Regions from separate parts of the Mus musculus genome. Here region 2 is linked to region 1. The links are chromatin contacts, found by Hi-C or POLR2A ChIA-PET in ENCODE. All regions are on one chromosome and are shown on one strand. The core of a region is the stretch at or near the end of the contact, and the rest is flanking DNA. Distances in the headings are between cores, read along the strand shown. Region 1 holds the start of Mid1ip1 (Mid1 interacting protein 1 (gastrulation specific G12-like (zebrafish))). Region 2 holds the start of Bcor (BCL6 interacting corepressor).

What was found. A loop is a pair of places that touch in the nucleus more often than their neighbours do. ChIA-PET counts read pairs that join two places held with the same protein, here RNA polymerase II (POLR2A).
Region 2: a loop to region 1 is called in a map of left cerebral cortex, with 3 times the contacts of the local background. The contact joins the promoter of Bcor here to the promoter of Mid1ip1 in region 1. A Hi-C loop is called at or near these places in 1 of 37 maps with a recorded cell type or tissue (left cerebral cortex). POLR2A ChIA-PET finds 5 or more read pairs at or near these places in 1 of 5 experiments (Patski).

Annotation. Positions count from the first base shown.
Region 1 is chrX:10,715,410-10,719,144 of GRCm38, forward strand. It overlaps Mid1ip1 (Mid1 interacting protein 1 (gastrulation specific G12-like (zebrafish))), which reads left to right and starts at 1,956. Exons shown (of 2, transcript NM_026524.4): 1 at 1,956-2,295; 2 at 2,578-3,735. The coding sequence starts at 2,821. The coding sequence ends at 3,369.
Region 2 is chrX:12,078,841-12,082,575 of GRCm38, forward strand. It overlaps Bcor (BCL6 interacting corepressor), which reads right to left and starts at 1,713. Exons shown (of 15, transcript NM_029510.3): 1 at 978-1,713.

The DNA.
Region 1 (3,735 bases), core at 706-3,205:
AGGGTGCATACTTAAAATATCCAGAGGGTCTGGGTCTCAGAAGGGGTCAAACTACATTTTAAGTTATGAGAAACATCAACTACTGGTAACCAGGTAATGTGTTTTTCTAAAGCTCTCTTCCTTGGCTCTTGTCTGCCATAAGGGTTAAAACAAGCCTGGACTGTTTTGAACACCTCTGTGCAGAAGAAGTGGTAAAGGTGAGGGTGAGGTCCTCTCTGGTTCATCTTAGCCTATTTCCCTATTTTTAAGGGTTCAGACTCTTGGCAGAAAATGCCTCTAAACTGTGATGAAGCCCTAAGTACTTTACAGTGTACACAGTGAAGAGTTTTACCGCCGATACCTCATTGAACCCTAATAGAACCCTTTGCCATAGCCCAAGAAGAAGTTCCTTTTTATTGCTAAAGCAACACTGGAAATTTTTCTCTCATGGGAGACACTCCATTTTGTTGACAAACAGAGGGTGGAAAAGTTTTCAAATCTGGGCATAAGAAGAGAAAGGCTGAGGTTATTGTTATGTGTCAGGTTTACACAATGCATGTTTCCCATCTACATTCTTCTTTCCACTGATCTCCTTAGCTCCACGGGGCAGATAACAAACATTATTTCATGTTTAAAAGAACATGGGACACTGAATCAGAAGGATGAGTAGCTGTCGTTCCAAATCAAGCTGGCTGGCTGGCTGGGACTGTGTCTCCATACATACATACATACATACATACATACATACATACATACATACATAAGAAAGCATTGGAAGCATGGGTTATGATCTAGAACCAGTAAACCAGAGGGAGATGGAGATTTGCCAGTCTGGGTTCTAGAGTTACCAATGACTTTTCTGTCTGTTATCAGCTCTTGTTCCCTTCAAAATTGAAAAGAGACATGATTTTCGGTAGACAGTACCAGTCCTTCAAGAAAAAACAAACAAACAAACAAACCCACATGCATAAGTGTCTCTCCTTGTTTGGGGCGCTTTTTTGTCTTGCAGGGGAATGCCATACTAAAACTTCCCCCCGAAGACTTTAGTGGGAAGAAATTTAAAATTAGAAGCCTGAGTCATCTTATCTGGAGGAATGGAAGAGCTGACTGGAGGTTGAGGGATGTGGCAAAGGAAATGAGATGGGAAATGAGTATGGGCTCAGGGCTGGGAACCTGAAAGAGGAGTTTCAAGTGTAAAACTTGAAAGGTAGATCCAGGGCTATGGTACACAGCTTAGGCTTATTAAGTAACCCTTGCTTAAGAACTATCTTTTGAAAGGAGCACTTGACACACACTCCAGAAAGTTATTGGGTATACTCCCATTTTTTTTCTTTAAATGATAAGATATACCCAACACCAGTCCTAACTTCTGCCACCTTCTCCTAGTCTTTTTGATAGCCAAAAGGGCCACAAGGCCCAAGTTCACACTCCATTGCCATGCTCTTATCTCTTGGTGGGGGACACAAAACTATAGATCAGATGACCAGGGTGCTCTTCATACCTGGCAGCAGTAGTAGGAAAGACCCCGCCAGGAGGGAAGCAAATGCCTCAGTGTTCCCATCCCCCTGCAGCTGACCACGACCTGGGCCGTGGAGGGAGCACCCCATGTCCACGTGCATCCGGCATGTCCTGCTAACTCTTCTTACATAAGATTCCCAAGTATGGAGTCAGGGCAGCTGTGAATCCCTCTTACCCGACGTCTAATAATAAATCGAGGCTAAATTTCCGGACTGCAGTCACTCTAGGTTCAGGATTGAGGGGCTCTTTTGCAACCCGGACACACAAGCATTCCGGTCATCCCACCCGGAGAGTGCGCGCCAAGCCCGCCCAGCCCGCGCGCGCCAGTCCGCCCTCTGGTTTGGACGGCGGCTCCTTGGGCTCAGTGCCTCGCCCTCCCTCCCCCAAACAGCTTGTTCTGGGTTTGGTGCTGGGGTGCGGCCGCTCCATCCTCCCAGCCCTACCCTGCCTTGCCCTGCTGGGCCGCCCTGCCTTAGCCCGGGTATCAGGCGAGAGGCGGAGCCACCCGGCGTGCCCCGCCCCCGCGGTAGAAAGGGTTGGGCGAGTGTTACTCGCGGTCAGGGCTGGGACCTTTTATCTGTGCTGCTGGAGGAGGTAGGAGGAGGAGACATCAGGGGTGGTCCTGGGCGCCTGGGACACCTTTCCCGGACTATAAATTGAGCACCTGGAATGGGCAGGGGGCCGGAGCAACCACAGTCGCCCTTACTCACAGTCCGATCAGTGACCGCAGCAGCGCCCTTGGGCAGCCACCGTCCGCAACGCAAGCACTGAGAACCAGGGGATTTCGCAGTGCAAGAGGTGGGTGTCCCCGCCCTTTGGCAGCCCGGGCTAATATGGTTGCTTTCGCTTAGGTTTTAGAAGGGAGAAACCAGAGAGTCCGGGATGGGGGAGATTTTTTTCTCCTTTTTTTTCAAAGGTCTTCTGCTAGTATTGGAGGAGGTGATACCGGCTGGTCCCAAGGAACCACCCTTGTGCCTTCTCTGGCCAGCCTTGGTCAGGGTGGGAGCATCGCGCGGACCGGATGCCGGGCATCCTAACCGGGTGGGTAATTTGTTCTTTTCGTCTCTGTCTCCCAAGCAGAAAAAGGCTAGACCCAGCCACCCACCGTCAATCCTGAGCCAAAGATAAGAGCAGCCGGGCCTCACGAAGGGCTGAGCTGAGAAAGAAGCAAGTTAGAGAGGGCGGAGAAGGATCTGGGAATCCCGTCACACCGGCTTCAAGCAGGCTCCCGGCATCAGCCTCTGAGAGCGCTTGAAGGCGGCATCGCCAGCGGTCTATCTCCGTGTACCAGCGTCCCTGTGTTTCCGCGCCCGCTCGGCCACCATGATGCAAATCTGCGACACATATAACCAGAAGCACTCGCTCTTTAACGCCATGAATCGCTTCATTGGCGCGGTGAACAACATGGACCAGACGGTGATGGTGCCCAGTCTGCTGCGCGACGTACCCCTGTCCGAGCCGGAGATAGACGAGGTCAGCGTGGAGGTAGGCGGCAGTGGCGGCTGCCTGGAGGAGCGCACGACCCCGGCCCCAAGCCCGGGCAGCGCCAATGAAAGCTTTTTCGCGCCCTCCCGGGACATGTACAGCCACTACGTGCTGCTCAAGTCCATCCGCAATGATATCGAGTGGGGAGTCCTGCACCAGCCTTCGTCTCCGCCGGCCGGGAGCGAGGAGAGCACCTGGAAGCCCAAGGACATCCTGGTGGGCCTGAGTCACTTGGAGAGCGCGGATGCGGGCGAGGAAGATCTGGAGCAGCAGTTCCACTACCACCTGCGCGGGCTGCACACCGTGCTCTCCAAACTCACCCGAAAAGCCAACATCCTCACCAATAGATACAAGCAGGAGATCGGCTTCAGTAATTGGGGCCACTGAGGCGGGGGCTGTCCCCGCTGCCCAGCACCCTCTCTCGGGTCGGCTCTACCACCCCTCTCTTTCCTCCAAGCTATTTTCTTCCTGGTTGTGGGGCGCGAAGGGCACACTGTAAAGTTGGGCTGTGTACTTGGTGGGGTTAGTGTGGAGAAGAGGGCCTCATCGCGAGAGCAGAGGAAAGTAGTCGCCAGAGAGGGGGGTTCAAAGACCCCCGGAGGGGGCCTACTCTGTGTTGGTGGGAATGGAACTGGGCCGATGTCCTTCATTCAGCCTGTGCCTTTCTTGGGGTTTCTTTTCTGTTTTTCTTTCCGGAAGAGAAGGGCCTGAGAAAGGGCCATGCCAGGGCACAGTGCTGGGTTGCCACACATG
Region 2 (3,735 bases), core at 463-2,962, 1.4 Mb after region 1:
GGGCCGCAGACTTTCACACGCCCATCGGGGCTTCCCACCAGGCTCCGTACAGCCAAGCGGAGAGCCGAGGGCTCTGCTCGCTCCCCCACGCCGTCCCTAAACAAGCAGTCTACAAGGGCTCCAGGAGGCTCCGAACTTAAAACCTGCCTTGGGACGCCTCCCGAAGGGAAGGGATGGAGGTGGGGGGGGTCGAATTAGAATCTTAAAAGAACATTTACAAAACAATGCATCTGACCTGACGGGTCGCCGGACTGGCCCATTCCGAATCTCCGGCTCTCCGCTGTTTCCTAGTAGGCCCCCCCCCCCGCCCCCGTTATTCCACGTGATTCACGCTTTGGGGCAAGCCAAGGAAAAACCCGGGACTCCCCTCCGGAGTTGAGCGACGACGGCAGGTCGAGCTCGGCTCGGTCCGAGGCGCCCGCCGCACACACTAGCGCACGCTCAAGCCGGCGTTCCACTCGGAGGCACCGCCGGGCCCCAGGAGAGGCCAGACGAAGCGGCGGCGGCTGGGGGTTTTTACAGTTCTTTTCCGAGTCGAAAAAGAAAGCAGACGGGAACCCGCCGCCCTCCCCTTCCTGCTAGCGAGGTAACGCCGAGACGAGGTTCCCAGCTTCCAGCCCAGCACCCCCCCCCCCGCCTGACTCCCGACGCTCGGCGACGACCGCGCTCCCGCGCAGACACACAGAGGCTGCAAACTTCCACTCGTTCAACTCCCGATCCTCCCAACCCCTCGGGAGGCGGCAGGTCCTCCGTCGAGTCCCTCCCTCCCTGGTGCCCATGCGGGGGCCGCTTAGGTTGGCTGCATTTTTAATAACTTGCAGCTCTGATGTAAAACCGAAAGCGAGCAAGGTAGCTAAGCCTCCCAACGGGGGTCTACCGAAGTCGGAGGAGAAACCCTCGGAGGGAGGAGGTCGGCTGCAGTCCCCGGCGCGCCAGCCCGCCCGCGGCCCCCGGGGAAAGGTGTTCCGGGCACTGACCTGAAATCCCCAGTCGGGAAGTAGGCAGGGAGCCCTGCGATCCGGCGCTTTGAAGTTTTCCCCGGAGCGGAGTCCAGGCGGCGAGGAAGATCCGGGGGCGGCTGGCTGGGTGAATGTGTGCGGGGTCGGGAGAGGGCGGCTACGTGAAGGAGCCCGGCCGGGAAAGCGCAGCGAGCAGCAAAGTTTGGCTTCCTCTGGTGCCCGCAGTCCACTCCCAGCGCCGCGCTCGCTCGCCGCCGACTGCAGCCGCTCTGCTGCCCTCGGGGTCGGCCCGGCGGAGGGGTGGGCTCTGGGCCGCGTGGGGGTGGGGCGGGGCGGGGCGGGCTGCGAGCTTCAGGGCAGGTGGCGACGGCCCCGCGCGATCCTCTCCTCCCGCAGCTGGCCCGAGCTCTGTCACCCTCAGCAGCTCCCGCGCCGCCGCTGCCGCCCGCGCTCGGGCAAGAGCCCCAGCGCCATGTTGACGGTTCGCCGAGAGCGCCCGCTCGGGCTGGGTGTGTGTGTGAGTGTGTGTGAGCGAGTGTGTTGGCCAAGTCGTCCCTCCGCGGCGACAGCGCGGCTCGGGCTCTCCGCCCGGCGGCTCGCGTGCTCCCCCTCCGCCACCGCCGCCCGCCTCGCTCCCGCTCTCGGTCGTGCTCTGGGTTCCGGCGCGTCTCCCCCTCGGCCGAAGAGCTCGGTCGCCGTTCGGCCCGGAGCGCAGCTCTGCCTCACCTTGCCGCTGGGAGCTCAGGCTCCGTCTGCTGCCGCACGCCGCGATCCCAACGCGTCCCCCCTCCCAGGTTCCCTCCTCTTCCTCCTCCCCCTCCCTCCGCCCGCCCTCCCTCCCTCCCTCCCAACAGCCGCCTCCCCTCCCCCCTCAGGCGCAGCGCTCGAGCGACAGCCGCCCGCCCGCCCGCCGCCGCCGCCGCCTCCAGCTCTCGCAAGTTTGAGATCCCCAGTCTCCGCTCACCCTCCGCTGCGGCGCCTCCGCGGTGGGGTTTCGGGAGGGGGTGATTCCCCAGGAAAGGTTCGCCCGACTTTCCCCGGCCCTCACGGATTCCCAGCCGGGTGCATTGGGGCCTCGCCACATCTGAACCCCAAACCACCTGGGTGGCGGGTCGTGTCCTCGTACCCCCCCCCCAACTCTACCGCCCTCTGTCCTCTCCGTCCCAGCTCCGGCCGAGTTAGCATTCACGCCCAGCCAGGGCTCACGTCCTAGGGTATTGGAGACCGACTCCGCAGCGGCGACGGCTAGGTCGGCCAACAAATCCCCAGCCCCAAGAATGGGGGGCGGCGGGGCGGCGGGGCGGCGGGGGAGGCTTTCCCTGCCGCGCGCCGAGACTCCCCTTGCTACCCAGAAGGCCAGTGGAGGACCGCAATTACCATAAAGCGCCTCGCACTCCTCTCAGCCAAAGCTGTCAAACCCCAGCGGCAGGCGCCACTGCCTCCTCTCGCCACCAGCGCTGCGCTCTCCCGGCCTAGCGTCCCCTCCGAGAGCCAGCCCAGCAGAGCCTGAGTGCGCGTGGGCGTCCACCCCCACCGCACCTCGCCCCTTCTTCCCAGAGGAGCTACTTCCCCTTAAGGCGCTAAGAGCTACGTGAAAACACCACCACCCGCAACAGTGGCAGTTCCGCGCCCTTGCTCCCCGGACATTTCAATTGTGTGGGAATTGTGTTGAGGTGGGGGGCTGCTCTTGGGGACACAAGGGGGTGGGAGGACCATAAAGGGACCTGGGATGAGCCTGAGTTTCTCCCAGTTCTTAAGCATTTCACAGTCCGGACCTCCGATGGCTGGAAGGTCTGCCCTCGTCTCTCACCTCGGCCTCGTGAGAGTATCTCCCGCGTTTTATTTTACTTGGCCGGGAACAACTTTTGGCTTCACCGTTCAGCCCATAAATTTTCACTCGGTAACGTCGTGCAGATCAAGGCTCGGCGGCAGTGTACAGCCTGCGCCCGCAGCAGTTCAATCCAATTGACACGTATCGAGCTTCTCCTACGCACCAGGAGCAGCTCTGGGCGCCAGGGGGGGATGGGGGGCGGGGAAGGGCAGGCAAGCGAAAGGGGGAAGCCGAGAAGCGAGGTTCAGGCCTCCCCGGAATGCAGAGCCTCAAGGACGAACACCGCTCCAGTTTGAAAAGCTGGCGGGAAGGGAAGTCAAGGCACACAGGCTGGGAGCCCTGACACCGAGGCCAAAAGGTTACCCCATTCGGTGCTTCTACGGGGTCTTTCGATTCTGGGACGGGCTGGAGTATGTCTTCTGCCTAGGGACAGGGTGGTGCAGGCTTGATGAGAACCTAAGTCCGAAATGGAAGTGGCTAGTAACCCCACTCGGAAAGTTTTTAAATATCCTGGAGCGTCTACACGCCAACAATGAATTAAAAGCATCTCAAGTTGATTATTAAGTCAAGGTCAAGACCAAAAAATCTCATCTCTAGCTAGAAGATATTTTTCCTTTTAAAAATGACACCCACTACTGACTTTGTGACTGATATTAGGTGCAATTTTATTCATTCTGTTTTAGTTCTCAGCATAGTTATAAAAACAGCCCTTCTCAAAGCAGAAGTGAAACATCTCTACCGTTTGAAACCCGAAACTTTGAACAGAATTAAATCTTCATGCTCCAGAGATGCTTGTAACAACTGATGCAAAAGAGAGGCAGGCCAGTGGGTAGTGCCTAGCTGTGCTGTGCCGCTAATGCTTCCAGAACCAGCGCCTGCAGAATGGAATGTATGCCTTTTTTTTTTTTTCTTTTTCCTGGTCTTTCTTGAGTGGCGGAGGGGGTG